Regions from separate parts of the Homo sapiens genome. Here all the other regions are linked to region 1. Evidence: chromatin contacts called from ENCODE Hi-C or POLR2A ChIA-PET data. All regions are on one chromosome and are shown on one strand. The core of a region is the stretch at or near the end of the contact, and the rest is flanking DNA. Distances in the headings are between cores, read along the strand shown.

The links. A loop is a pair of places that touch in the nucleus more often than their neighbours do. ChIA-PET counts read pairs that join two places held with the same protein, here RNA polymerase II (POLR2A). Pooled maps may share reads with other maps.
Region 2: a map of CD8-positive, alpha-beta T cell shows a loop between it and region 1 (3-fold over the local background). The contact joins the promoter of AAK1 here to the promoter of SNRPG in region 1. A Hi-C loop is called at or near these places in 4 of 168 maps with a recorded cell type or tissue (B cell, CD8-positive, alpha-beta T cell and naive thymus-derived CD4-positive, alpha-beta T cell), 8 of 37 single-sample maps with no recorded cell type and 13 of 50 pooled maps. POLR2A ChIA-PET finds 5 or more read pairs at or near these places in 4 of 52 experiments (CD4-positive, alpha-beta T cell, activated CD4-positive, alpha-beta memory T cell, activated naive CD4-positive, alpha-beta T cell and 1 more).
Region 3: a pooled map shows a loop between it and region 1 (2.9-fold over the local background). The contact joins the enhancer-like site here to the promoter of SNRPG in region 1. A Hi-C loop is called at or near these places in 1 of 50 pooled maps. POLR2A ChIA-PET finds 5 or more read pairs at or near these places in 3 of 52 experiments (A549, RWPE1 and activated T-cell).
Region 4: a pooled map shows a loop between it and region 1 (17-fold over the local background). The contact joins the promoter of PAIP2B here to the promoter of SNRPG in region 1. A Hi-C loop is called at or near these places in 1 of 168 maps with a recorded cell type or tissue (naive thymus-derived CD4-positive, alpha-beta T cell), 3 of 37 single-sample maps with no recorded cell type and 15 of 50 pooled maps. POLR2A ChIA-PET finds 5 or more read pairs at or near these places in 2 of 52 experiments (Caco-2 and activated T-cell).
Region 5: a loop to region 1 is called in a map of CD8-positive, alpha-beta T cell, with 7 times the contacts of the local background. The contact joins the promoter of LINC01143 here to the promoter of SNRPG in region 1. A Hi-C loop is called at or near these places in 3 of 168 maps with a recorded cell type or tissue (CD4-positive, alpha-beta T cell, CD8-positive, alpha-beta T cell and naive thymus-derived CD4-positive, alpha-beta T cell), 1 of 37 single-sample maps with no recorded cell type and 12 of 50 pooled maps. POLR2A ChIA-PET finds 5 or more read pairs at or near these places in 2 of 52 experiments (activated CD4-positive, alpha-beta T cell and activated naive CD4-positive, alpha-beta T cell).

What each region holds. Positions count from the first base shown.
Region 1 is chr2:70,292,352-70,295,051 of GRCh38, reverse strand. SNRPG (small nuclear ribonucleoprotein polypeptide G) reads left to right here and starts at 1,312. Exons shown (of 4, transcript NM_003096.4): 1 at 1,312-1,434. The coding sequence starts at 1,403. LOC124906023 (a long non-coding RNA gene) reads right to left here and starts at 1,150. Exons shown (of 2, transcript XR_007086880.1): 1 at 1,120-1,150. RefSeq lists enhancers at 1,151-1,630, 1,647-2,554.
Region 2 is chr2:69,642,372-69,645,071 of GRCh38, reverse strand. AAK1 (AP2 associated kinase 1) reads left to right here and starts at 1,333. Exons shown (of 22, transcript NM_014911.5): 1 at 1,333-1,497; 2 at 1,798-2,194. The coding sequence starts at 2,032. It also overlaps a transcript of ANXA4 not described here. RefSeq lists enhancers at 1-149, 905-1,174 and a silencer at 1,255-1,584.
Region 3 is chr2:69,581,614-69,584,313 of GRCh38, reverse strand. All of the region lies in intron 2 of AAK1 (AP2 associated kinase 1), which reads left to right. Among named protein-coding and RNA genes, the nearest start is that of AAK1, 61 kb to the left of the region's middle. RefSeq lists a silencer at 1,203-1,497. Within about 2 kb of position 1,338, at least 12 of the 41 ENCODE cell types and tissues checked have a DNase peak (open chromatin) inside an H3K27ac peak, as active enhancers do.
Region 4 is chr2:71,225,808-71,228,507 of GRCh38, reverse strand. It overlaps PAIP2B (poly(A) binding protein interacting protein 2B), which reads left to right and starts at 1,405. Exons shown (of 4, transcript NM_020459.1): 1 at 1,405-1,580. RefSeq lists enhancers at 1,120-1,259, 1,475-1,975.
Region 5 is chr2:70,886,608-70,889,307 of GRCh38, reverse strand. LINC01143 (long intergenic non-protein coding RNA 1143) reads right to left here and starts at 1,437. Exons shown (of 4, transcript NR_126384.1): 1 at 1,128-1,437; 2 at 960-1,022. RefSeq lists an enhancer at 930-1,580.

The DNA.
Region 1 (2,700 bases), core at 63-2,562:
GACAGAGCAAGAACTCATCTCAAAAAAAATTTTTTTTGCAAGACCCCTCAGTCAGAAATAGATTCAAATTCTTGGAGACAGACCCAGTCACCTTACTCTACAATGGTTCAGAGGCTGCTAATTTACATGTTACGGGAACCCTACTTGGTCTGACAGTATGCTGTAGGGTTACCTGCCAAAAAAATATAGAGGCCCAGCCGGGAGCGGGGGCTCACGCCTGTAATCCCAGCACTTTGGGAGGCCGAGGCCAGCGGATCACGAGGTCAGGAGATCAAGACCATCCTGGCTAACACAGTGAAATACGGTGTCTACTAAAAATACAAAAAATCAGCCCGGCGTGGTGGCGGGCACCTGTTGTCCCAGCTACTCGGGAGGCTGAGGCAGGAGAATGGCGTGAACCCGGGAGGCAGAGCTTGCAGTGAGCCGAGATCGCGCCACTGCACTCCAGCCTGGGCGACAGAGCAAGACTCCGTCTCAAAAAAATATACATATATAGAGAGAGGCCCATTCCTCCAGGGATCATTATCATTTGGTATATTGGTATATATGAAGAAAATAAGCGATACGATCCACAGACATGCGGGATTGGCCGGGTTTGCCCAGGAGCTAGAGACGGGACCGTTATCTCAATATCTCAATTTTATTTTTTAAATAGAGAAGGGGTCTCGCTATGTTGCACAGGCTGGTCTCGAACTCCTGGGCTCAAGAGATCCAAAGTTCTGGGATTTACGGCGCCCGGCTTTTTTTATTTATTTATTTATTTTTATTTATTTTGGCTGTTCCATAGACAAGAGCAGGGATAACCGGCTGGGCGCGGTAGCTCACGCCTGTAATCCTAGCACTTTGGGAGGCCGAGGCGGGCGGATAACGAGGTCAGGAGATCGAGACCATCCTGGCTAACACGGCGAAACCCCGTCTCTACTAAAAAATACACAAAATTAGCCGGGCATGGTGGCGGGCGCCTGTAGTCCCAGCTATTCGGGTGGCTGAGGCAGGAGAATGGCGTGAGGCCGGGAGGCGGAGCTTGCAGTGAGCCGAGATCGCGCCACTGCACTCCAGCCTGGGCGACAGAGCTAGACTCCGTCTCAAAAAGAAAAGAAAAAGAGCAGGGATACCCACCGGTGGAATACCCGTTATCTCAATTTTGTACAAGGAAAACGGAATTCAGAAAGGTGCCTAGAGGACGCACCCCTCCGTCCTGGCCAATCGCTGAGGACATAACCGGAAGCTCAACGATGACCGAGGCGCTGAGATATCGCGAGGTGAAATGTAAAAACTGCCAACAATCCATTGGCTAACGAGGTCGATGACGCCAGACGCAAGACGCCGGGCCTACAGCGGGAGCGTGAGGAAAGCCGTGCGTTGCGTTCCAAGGCATCTGTGAGCCCGCGGAGTATACACCATGAGCAAAGCTCACCCTCCCGAGTTGAAAAAGTAAGTATGTGTGAGAGCCAAACCGAAGTGGTCAGTTATTTGCGTCCTGCGAGTCCCTTGGTTCCCTCTCCGTTAGCCGAATGTCTTGAGCCGCTTCACTTCATTTCTTCTTCCGGTCCGAGGTCGCCGGGATCCCGGCCAGGCTCCCGCGCATGAGACGTGAAGCCCGCGCAGAGCTCGCGCGTCGGTGTGGTTACAGCCGGCAGCCACGGCACCTCCTTCCGGCCGACTAGTCTCCAGGTCCCGCGGTCTGGCCCCTGGTCACCCGGCGCTGTCCCTCGTTCCTTGAAGATCTCCAGTGCTACCTTTTGTTGAACATCTCGAATAGTATCATGTTCTAGATAGACGGCTAGAGGGGGAAATTCTCTGAAGGAACTAAGGAGGGGCTGGAAGGGAAGGAAGTGTTTTTAAAACTACGTGAGGCATCAGAATCCGAAAGCCACTTTAGTCTTAGCAAATGTGTTTGTAGGTGTTTGAGCTTTTACTTAGAAACCTCATTCCTTTTTCTTGCCTTCTTTTACGTTAAGCTTGAATGTCATGTGTTATCTTGCTCTGATGTTGAAACTATATAAGAACATTCATTTTTCTTTTTTTTTAAGAACATTAATTTTTTCTAGTCAGAGAAGGCTAATTTTTTGAAGTTTTTTCTACACACCCAGTAAAGTCAAACAACTTTAAGTAGGAGAGCCTTACTTTAGGTAGGACTCAACGTAAAGCTTTGAATTCCTCAAATACTTTTTGAGTGGACTTAACAGGTTATGTGTTTCCTGACTACGTTTCTGTTTTGCTTATACTTCCTGATGCTGGAATTCTACATGTATTAGTTGGATTGCACAAAGGATGCAAAATTTTTACAGGGATCAGTTTTTTCTGGCGTAGCATGTGGTTGGCTTTGTGTATAGTTAGTTCATTTATTACCAGGCCCATGGAAGTCAGACAAAAGGTAAAGTTCCTATTTAATAATTTTGCGGCCGGGCACAGTGGCTCACGCCTGTAATCCCAGCACTTTGGGAGGCTGAGGCGGGAGGATCACCTGAGGTCAGGAGTTCGAGACCAGCCTGGCCAACATGGTGAAACCCCCGTCTCTACTAAAAATACAAAAAATTAGCCAGGCAGGTGGTGTGCGCCTGTAGTCTCAGCTATTCCGGAGGTTGAGGCAGGAGAATCGCTTGAACCCGGGAAGCGGAGGTTGCAGTGAGTCAAGATCGCGCCATTGCCCTCCAGCCTGGGTAACAAGACCGAAACTCTGTTTCAAAAAATAATAAT
Region 2 (2,700 bases), core at 84-2,583, 650 kb after region 1:
AGGGAGTGGGGAAAGCGGGCAGAGATGAACAATAACCCATATTCAGGGGTTAGAAAAATAATATTAATAAATCATGGTAGGTTTTTTTGTTTGTTTTTGGCAGCAACTTGCCACTCTTCAGCATCATCCATCAGGAAATCTAGGTCGGAAAAGTGTACCAACTGACCTTCCAAATTTTCTGCATTTGGCAGATGCAAATCACACAGTCCATCCCCGCCCTCAGCACTTGGACGGTATCAGGGAAACGTAAGTATCAATGGAAGAATCTTGAAGTGAAAAATAAATAACTGGTCAGGTTAGGGTTAGTGTTCTTGTGTGCAAGGGAGCTAGTGAAGTTTAGGCTTTGATGCGCACCCACAGCGTCAGCAAAGGAGGAGGAATTAAGGGACAGCATGGGCCGAAAAGCCCCCGAGTTTTGAGGTCAAGCCAACGGGCTGGGTCTCCGGTATCCTAGGATCTGCCCTGCACACAACCTTTGGCAGTTTCTCGGTTTGAATCTCGCCTGTACATTTCCAGACGAGACACTGTCTTACTGAGCGTTCTCACAGCGCCTAGCTCAGAGCTGACCGCAGAGCCGGCTCTCAATAACATCGAGACGCAAAAGCAGCTTTTGAGGTTAGGGGCGGAAGGGCATCGGTTTTACTTATTTCAAGGCTGGCGCTCGGTGCAGCCGGATCCAACTGCCAGCACAATGTTCCCGATCACTTCTCGCTTCCATTTCAGCCCAGGAGACGTCGGGAAACCCACAGGACCCGCTAGGGGCTAAGCGGTTAAGCCGCGTCCTTCAGGTGTCAGTCTCGATCCGTTCGGAAACCACAACCTCCAGAATCCCTTGTGCCAGGAGGCCAGGCCGCAAATAAGATGGCTCCAGAAGGGTGGAACATACAGCGGGGGGGGGGGGGGGGGAACTTAGTTGTTGGCAGTTTCTTCACGGGATGTGTTTAAATTGCCGAGTCCCCACATACGCGCCACCCCACAAATCTCCTTCGAGGCCGTGGAGGCCACACGGCTGCCGCCTCGCCCTCTCCTCCAGGAGTATGCTGGGATTTGTAGTCCAGCAGCCGGACTGTGCCGAGCTACCTTTCCCAGCTTGCCCTGCGGCTCGGGTGATATCAACAGTCTTTTCCAGAACTCTGTCTGCACTGAGACCCTCTTCCCCCAGTCCTCTTCTCGCGGTCGACTCCTTCCCATCCGTGGCGACAGAACGGCGGTTGCAGGAGAGGCCCCGGTCCCTCGCCGCGCCGCCCCGAGGGGCACTTCCGGCGGCGGTTCACTTCCTGGTTGGGTGGATGGAGCCGGGCGGGAGCGCGCGCGGGGGAGGGGCGGCGGGTCAGTCTCCGCCCGGCGCTCCCGGGATCAGCTGGCGGGCGGGCGGGAGCCGAGCGCGGCCCCGGCTCTCGCTGCAGCGCCGCCTCTTCTCTGCGTCGCAGGCCGGCCCGGCGGCCGTGACAATGTCGCGGGGCTGGTAGCAGGGCGCCGGCCGCCGAGCCGTCTCAAGTGGGTGCTGCCAGGATGCCGCCTCGAGGGGCGGCGGGGAGACCCGGGAGGAGCGGGAGGCAGTGCCCGGGAGGGTCGGCGCTGCCGGAGCAGCTCGGATCCCTCCTTTCTCCGAGCTCCCGGCTCGGGGGTCCCGGGTTCTGGGGCCGGGGTCGCGTTTTCAGCCCCACGGTTTTTCTCGCCGGGAAAATACATGAAGCGTTTCCCCAGGATGATGGCTTTTGCTCCCCCTAGGACTCAGCGGTTGAATTTTTAAGCGTGTTACTGATTCATCCTCTCTTTCTTCCTCTGTCATCACAGGTTTAAACTTACACGAATCGCTTTCTGGAGGAGGAGGGGACCCGCTGCGCGATTGACACGCATATTCCTATAGGCATCCTCCCTCAGCCCCCACCCCCACGGCCGGATTCGGGTGGCTCCTCTCCGAGGTGAAATCTGAGAAGAAATCCTTGGATCTCTTTTCTTAAAAAAAAAAAAAAAAAAAAAAAATCTAGAAACCATCGGTATTTTGCTTTGCTGCTCCCTATTCGCAAGATGAAGAAGTTTTTCGACTCCCGGCGAGAGCAGGGCGGCTCTGGCCTGGGCTCCGGCTCCAGCGGAGGAGGGGGCAGCACCTCGGGCCTGGGCAGTGGCTACATCGGAAGAGTCTTCGGCATCGGGCGACAGCAGGTCACAGTGGACGAGGTGTTGGCGGAAGGTACGGTGGGGCTCAATGCGCCGTAAATTAAAATCTTGTGCTGATGCGGCAATACTGTGGTTTCTAGTTGTTGCATGTATGAATGGGCTTTGACCAGTTGACCCTCCCTTCCCCCTTCACTTGCCCTGTGAGTCATTGTCCTTGAGAGATTTAAAATTGAGATTTGAAAGTGACTGGGCTTATGGGGGTGTGGGGAGGTTGCCGAAATTGTTTACGTTAGTGGCCTTTTATTTTTATTTTTTTAATATTGAGAAGCCAAATTTTGAGGATCACACAAGAAAACGTATGTGTGAAAGTGTAAAGCTTTATGCCAAAGGCAGGGTGATGGGCTTGTCATCCTCCTAAAACTTAAAATCTTGATGTGAAGGCTGAAGGGTGGGGGGACTTTTAAGAAGAGAGGGGTTTCTCCTTCTCCTACCCAACTTTCCCACTTCCATGAGCAGGCATTGGAAGGAAGAGAGGATTTTCGGAGAACGTGAACGTGTTTTTCCAAGGGCCAAGGCTCT
Region 3 (2,700 bases), core at 89-2,588, 710 kb after region 1:
AGAAGCTAGTTAGAGAAGAGGTATTATGTAATGACCTAATTATGAGGCCTGCCATCTGCTTAGGAGTCACGCCTGCCTGGTTAGGATTCCCTGATTGTGTTTTTTAAGGAAGATGCTAGATTGTTAAAGGGGGTAGGGAGAGAAGGTAACTATACCAGAATCATTAGGGCCTTTCTTGAAGGAGGCGGGTGGGTTTTGCGGGGAGGGAGATGAAGCAGCCATGGAGGGCTCCTAAGCAGATGTTCCCCATTAGCTTGGAGAGCAGTGTAGAAGGTTAATTATTCTGTAAAAGAGGTTCCTTATTAGGGAAGGGTGGTCAGGTGAAGCTGGCTATCAGAACATGGCTGATACCCCAGGTTTACCTGGAGAGACAACTAAGACATTTTTTTTCCATTCAGGGGAAAGAGTGAGAAATCCACTTTATTTTTTTAAGTGGACATTTTGTGCTGTGGATGAAGATCCGTAGCTTGAAAAAATATCCAGAAACTTGAAAAAGTGGAACGAAGTCAACTTAGAATAGAAACACAAACCACAATGCTCATGGCACCTAGTGAGTTGCCTCTAAAGGGACTCAGGGCCAAGAATCAGATGAAAAAATTGTACACATATCAAGAAAGTGGCAGGTGAAGAGAGTGAGTCTTTGGACCCACTAAGGGTATAGCTCTAATGCTGAACGGGCTCTTTGGACTTTCAGCCATGAAGCCGAGACCCAGGAGGATGTGGACACACTGCTTGTACTGCTTGTACAGTAGACATACAAGGAGTGACTTTCAAGGAAATTATTAAACTTCCTGAACACTCTTTCAGAGAATCTTTAACAGAAAATCTCTTTGCCTTCAGGTTTCAAAAATGTGCCTATATTAGGGAGATCAGAGTGATTGGAGCATAAAGAGTGAATATCCCCAAGGAAGTAATGCTTCCCTAATTCCTGCCTCTACTTCCCACCTGTCAGGGAGCTTCTTTTAATTTACTTCCATCCTCTGCTCACCACCACACTCCAGTGTGAAAGCAATGTTGTCTTTTAAAGAATTAGTAATTCAAATCCCTGTATAGAATTTCGGAGGTTATTTGGTGTATTTCATATCCCTGAAGAATCACCAAAATGTGGCAAATGTCCAGCTCCAAAGGTGAGAGATGTTTATGTCCCTCACTTTCACTTTATAAATAAGGAAACTGAGGGCCAGTGAAGTATAGTGACTTGCTCAAGGTCATAGCTTGTTATTTGTGGAACTTGGACCACAACTAGGCCTCCTGACTCCTGATGGTTCTTTCTGTTGCCTTTTGGTATCTCTCACGTGGAGTTTTATTTGAATTGCTGCCAGGAGTTCTGTGGCTGTGGCAGTTACATATGATCACGGTGGGTGTAACTGCACAGTCAACAGATATAACCCTGTAGGGGTAATATGGGGCTCTCACTGGTGTCTTAACTTCCAGCAACAGAGTCCTCAGAGCTCCAGGGAAGAGTTTTGAGATGCTAGACATCAGCATTCTTTCTGTAAGTTTGCAATGACTTTGGAACAGAAAATTTTATTTCCACATCTGAGTCTGTCTCTTCTCTTCCTTTTGACCACCACTTCTTGTTGGACACTGTTTGTGGAGTGTGGACTAACCTTGTGTCTTTCACTTGATTTTTTTAACATTCAAACTTTTAGCTTGAGCAGACAGCTGGCAAGAGGTTTCTCTGTAGAATATTGAATAGCCATTTAGAATGTGGGTTATGATGTTCCGCCCTCACCCCCCAGTAGCAGGTCTTTTTAGGGGACAGGAATTTGCAAAGTCATTAGCTTCCTTCCCCAGACCAAAAGAGCCAGCGTGGGCAAACTTCCTCACCACCTCTCCCACCCCGAAACCACTGGTAGGGTTTATTTAATTTAGTCTTGTGCATGTGTGCACGCACACACACGCGCACACACACGCACACACACACGTGCACACACACGCACACACGGAGGTTTTTCATGTATAGAGATACTCTGATTCTATTCTAAGTGTTCTCAGTATACTGCAGTTTCTACTTCTTATTTCAAAGAGATCTGAAATATGTCCTGATCCTGGGACAGTGGTTCCCCAAACTGGCAGATGATCTGTGTTGTCTGTGAGGCTTTTGTAAAAAATAGATCCAGGGCCCCACTCAGGCTTGCTGAATCAGACTCTATCAGCATTTAGCTATTTATTTACTAAGTACTTTATCAGTGATGTAATACATATTTTGTAAATTAGGTACTTAATAAGTAGCTTATGAATTTTACAAAATGCAAAAGCCAAAATTTGTCTTTAAAAAAATATTTTTCACACGACACTGATTTATCTTCAAAAATGCACTTTTTTTTTTTTAAAGACAGGGCACTCTGTCACCCAGGCTGGAATGCAGTGACGCAATCATGGCTCACTGCAGCTTCAACCACCTGGGCTCAAGCAATTCTCCCACCACAGCCTCTTGAGTAGCTAGGACCACAGATGCGCACCACCATGCCTGGCTAAGTTTTTAAAAAATTATTTTGTAGAGACTGGGTCTCGCTGTGTTGCCCAGGCCGGTCTCAAATTCCTGGGCTCAAGTGATCTTCCCACTTCAGCCTCCCAAAGTGCTGGGATTATAGGCATGAACCACCATGCCCAGCCCAAAAAAGATCTATTTTTAACCTAAAGAAAGTGTTTTGCGTCAATTTTCAACCTGTTATCATAAATGTACATTTTTAAATT
Region 4 (2,700 bases), core at 156-2,655, 930 kb before region 1:
GGACACACACTTTTTTTACCATCAGACCTTGTGAGAACTCACTCACTATCACGAGAACAGCAAGGGGGAAATCTGCCCCCATGATCCAATCGCCTCCCACCAAGTCCCTCCCCCAACATTGGGAATTATAATTCAAAATGAGATTTGGGTGGGGACACAGAGCCAAACCATATCAAAGTATACAGCTAATATTTATAATTGTTATTTGAGTTTATCTTTTTCATTTTTATATTTTTTCCATTCATTCTGCAATTCCCTAACTTTGTGTCATGTATACAGTCAGCTTGAGAGGTGGGGGGGAGAGAAAAATGTATAAAGTAAGAGCTCCACAAAGAAATCCCTACTTCCTGTGGAATACAATTCGAAGTCCTTTGCAAGCAGATTGGACATTCTAAATCCAAGGGAGGCAATAAAGTTTTATTTTAATTTGTATTTATTGATGTATTTTTTTTTGAGTCGCAACCTCACTCTATTGCCCAGATTGGAGTGCAGTGGTGCGATCTTGGCTCACTGCAACCTCTGCCTCCCGGGTTCAAGTGATTCTCCTGCCTCAGCCTCCCGAGTAGCTGGGACTACAGGAGCCCGCCACCACGCCCAGCTAATTTTTGCATTTTTAGTAGAGACGGGGTTTCACCATACTGGCGAGGCTGGTCTAGAACTCCTGACCTTGTGATCCGCCCGTCTCGGCCTCCCAGAGTGGTGGGATTACAGGCGTGAGCCACCGCGCCCGGCCAAGTTTTATTTTTTTAAAGCACTCAAGAAGTTAGGTTTGTTTCTAGAAACGTGGAAGCATCCGTCTGCTTCCTTCCAGCGTCCCTTTGCTTCCTTCCAGCCTCCCAAGGAGCCCAATTCCTTAATTTTCCCTACAGAGAATAGCACCAGGTCCAAAGCAGCCTGAATCAAAGCTCCTCCTTTGGTAATTGACAGCTGAGGGAAATCCTACTGAGGCCCACCCCCACCCTCCTCCTTGCTAGGCTGACAGGCAAAACTCGGTGGCAGTGGCTTCCAGCTCAGCCAATAGACGAAGCGGGAGCAAGAGCCTGTGTAAACAAACCCAGAGTGCGGCGCCTTGGTCTCCTCCCCCACGAGTGGGCCGGGCGCATCCTTGGCCCAATGCCTATCCCAGGCTAGCGTAGCGTCCTTTCAGCCAATCAGAGCCGGCATCTCCCTCAAGGAGGTGTTCCACCACAGGAAAAAAAAAATGAAGGAAGAGAAAAGACAGACATTAAAACCAATCAGAAGCTGAAACTTCTGAGGGAGTGGGCGGGCACTGCTTCACATTTAGACCAATAAAAACCACATATGCCATTCTAGGTGACCGAACGGCATCTTCTTTGGCCCAATAGACGAATGGGGCGGTGCCCGGCAACCAATGGCTTGGGTTCGGGGGCGGGGCGAGGAGGCAGTGTGCAGTAAGAGATAACCTGGCAAGTGGTAGTGGCGCTTCTCGGGTGCTGTGCTTCACGTTTTGGTACTAAAGGCCGAGACTGTTGTGGCGACGGCGACCTCTACGGCAACGGCTTAAGCTCTCGGAGGAGTGGCAGAGTACGATCTGAAGGAGGGGCTTCTGGTTAGCCCAGGTGGGCTCGGGTGCCCGGGCTGCTGGGGAAAGGACTCGAGGGAAACGCCGTTCTCCCGGCTCTGGGGGCGCCCTGCGCCTCCCTTTCTGCCGCCGTCGGGGCTGTGAAGGGCGGCACGCGCCTGCCCGAGCTCCTGTAGGGAGGGAAAGCGCGCGGGGTCCCACGTCGCGGCCATCGGCGAAAAGGGGCGTCCGCTGGGGTCAGCCCCTGCCCCTCGGGAGCAATAGGGGGTTTTCGTCCCTTTCCCCCCCGCACAGGTGCTCTGTTTCCCCCCGACTCCCACCCAAGTTCCTGACTCCCCTCAGCGTCCTCCTAACACTCGAACCGAATTCTTGGCCTGAGTCCCATTTCTACCCAGGTGCAACAATGCTAGGCAAATTGACCCGCGCGGCATCCCCCGCCCCTCTCCCCGGGCTGGAGCGGGAGGGATTGCGCGTCGTGCCCTTCCCCTATTCGCGGCCCCTGCGCGTCCTCTGCCTTTTTATACTTGCTCCATCTCCCCCTTGACTCCAGCCCTCATTCTTCATGCCTCATTTGCCTGGGAGACGTTCGCCACTTCTCTTGTGCCTTGCGGTCCGTGAGTGAGCCCATCACCCCCTACCAACCCCTAAATTCCATTCTCATCTCTCCAGAAAACTAACATTTTCCACTTGCCTCTTCCAGGCAGCTGGAAGGTGAACTGAGAGAGGCAGAATACGCAGAACAGGGAGTTTGGCAAGGTTGGGAACTTTAATGTTTTGTTCCTGGTAGACTGTTTTTGCCTTCAAATGGCATTTGACCATTATACCCGCTCTAGAATCTTTGTCCTAATGCAGTTCTTTTGGTGGTAATTGCTGAAAATGCAGTTGAAAAGGGCTAACTAGAAGCAAGGGATTTAAATTTTGTTACTATTATTTTCAGTAAATTGAATTGGATTATACTTTAAACAGCTTAACTGGGGTTTCTGGGAGTTTGTAGTGTAAGGGCCTGGCTACCCTACTTTGTCATAAAATATAGAACATACTTAGTTGTACAGCACAGTGTGATTCGATCACACCCAACCTATGAAGGGATAATAACAGCATTGAATCTGTCCAAAAACAACATTCCCTGTTCCCTTTTCACCTTCATAGTATATTCG
Region 5 (2,700 bases), core at 188-2,687, 590 kb before region 1:
GGGAAGCCCTTATCCTGGTCACAGCCGCGCGAGCGGAGAGAGGCGGCGGGGCGGCGGGGTCAGCGGGAATTAGCGCGCCAGGGCCGGGGCGAGGGATTGCCGCGGGGCGAGAGTTCGGGACGGGATTAGCGGGTTCAAAAGCAGGTCAGGGAGAGCTAAGCAAGGCGACGAGGTCCGCGCGAGGTCAAGGTCCCCGAGAGAGGCGGGTTCCGGACTGGGCTCGGGAAAGGCAGCGGGCATTGCGATCGCGGGGAGGCTGCACCGGGAAGCCCAAGTTCCGAGCGCGTGGAGGGCTCGGCCGGCATTCGAGTGTAGGCCGCGCCCTCTGACGGCCGCGGGGCGAGGACACCTCTGACCATGGGCCTTGGTCGGGAGGAATGAGCGAGGGGCGAGGTGAACCCGGGTACGAGTGCGCGGCAACTTCAATGAATGTATCCGAGGTCGCCAGGCGCGCGCGCCGCAGATCTGCGGAACCGGGTTTATCTATTCGTCTTTTACATCGTAATCCCGTTTCCTTTTATTTTTACAACACTTTTTTTTTTCTGGCAAGGGAAGTCATCTCTTAGGCAAACAAACAGTCAAAAATAAAAATAAAAAACCGCACTGAACAATGCAAAGAAATGTTCTTGGCAGGAGCCAGTCTCTCCCGCGTCTCCTGGCACCTGTGGCCTCCCTGCGGAACAGATCCCAGAGTGTGACACCTTCTGTGTAAAAATAATCGCAACCCACACTCCACCCTTCTGTGCGTCCTGCACACGCACCAAGGGAGAGCTGGAAGGACAGCCGAGGGATACACGCTCTTCCACGAAATAAATATGTTTTAGGGGTGTGTGTGTGTGTGTGTGTGTGTGTGTCTGAGCCTCTGACTTGAAGTTATTGGAGAAGGTATTCACACATTATTTGGGTTCTCTCTTAAAGAGCTCTTGGGTTCTCTCTTAAAGAGCTCATGGGAAACACACCTGGCGGTACTGTGGGATGCGAAGTGGGCGCCTCACTCGGAAACCCCGGCCTTGGTGGATGATCTAAGAAAAAAAAAAACCCAGATGGACGGATACATGGGCACTTTCGGGATCGCTGGGTGCAGGCCGCCGTCGCCATTTCCACCGTCCACTACTCCAGGCACCTGCCTCTCGTCCCCAGCCTTGGCCTTTAGGTCTCCCTTCCCGCAGATGTCGCCTGGAGAAATGGAGCCCGGATGCTCAGGCGCGCGGCGTGGTATCCCCAAACCCGGGACCTCTGTTTTGGGTCTGGTTGATTTTCCACGGAGAACCGAAGAGTCCGCTCCTCAGGGGCGAAGTTTGCAAGTCCTTGGGGTAGATGGTGACGGGGGCTGGGGCGCGAGTGTGAAAGGACAGGAAAGGAAGGAGAGGGGAGAGAGAAGCAGGCTGAGAAGTGGGGGAAGCCGCGGAAGCCGGCAGCGCGGGAGCGGAGACGCGGAAGCCGGGTAGGGGGAGGGGCGGACTGGGACCAGGGCGAGGGGCGGGGCCGGAAACGGGCGGACTCGCGCCCTAGACAAAGCGCGGCCCGGTGGGCGAGGGCCAGCTGCTCTCCCCGCAAGGTCTCCCGAAACCGGGCTTTCGCTCGGCCAGCCGGCTGGTTCTGGTGGGGACGCGCAGGTTGCTAGTGGGGAAGCCAGTCCAAAGGGATCGATCGCCGGAGAAACCCCACGCATTCACCCAAACAGCCTTCGGCTCAGGGTGGCCGGAGCAGAGCCCAAGGGTCAAGGGCGAGGGGCCCCTTCCCTGCCCTTTTGTCCAGGTGGACTCTGTGGCCGTCGTTTTGTTCTGAGACCCCCTGGGAATGCCACTGCCGGGCCACAACCCCGACTGGCAGGTCAAGGTGCAGGAAGTCCCGCCATTAGAAATGCATTCCCCAGGCTGATATTACCTTCTTTTTCTCAGTTTTACAGTCATATACACAATGGTAAGACTCCTCTTGACGCCACTTCCAACCTCTGTGCACTGTTCGCATGGCTAGAACAGCAATAATAGAATTGAAAGCAGGAAAAATATCCCCGTGCTACCCCTAAAAGACTCAGTCTTTTTTTTTTTTTTTTTTAAATGTGCATCTTTATTTTGCATAATGTTAGTCCTGGTGAACATGTAGTTTTGTATTCAGTCTTTTCTACTTGAGGCCACACTTCAGTATTTGCTATGTGCTATGATCCTCATAAGTATACTTTTCAATGGCCGAGTAATGCTCTATTATGTTACTGTGTAATTTACTTAACCGTTCAATTACTTGATATTCTTCCGTGTCCAGTTTTTCTGTATGAAAATAATACACAACCTAAAATCTTCGTGTATATAGTTTTCTCCTTTGGGGAGGATTATTTCTTCAAGATTCTTACTGTTTCAGCAGGAAGGGGACATTTTCACTACTCTTAATAAATTGCCCAACCGCTTCCCAAAGCAATTTACGCAGGCATTTATTTTCGGGTCATTATGGGCGTGGTGCTACCGGTCAGGAATGTCCAGACTAAATCAGTCCCACCCTTAGAGCACTTTCCCTGCACCCCAAGCCTCTGGGAGGCAGGCCCTTGGAGCAAAAATTACCGCGCAAAGTGGGCAGCACGGTAGGGAGAGGAAAGAAGAGGCAATGGGAGCCGGGGAGTGGGTGAGGGGTGTGGGGGTTCTTTCCCCAGCCTGGAGAAAGTCAGGTAAGGCTTCACCTGACTTAGCAAGGAAGTGAAGGTGACTC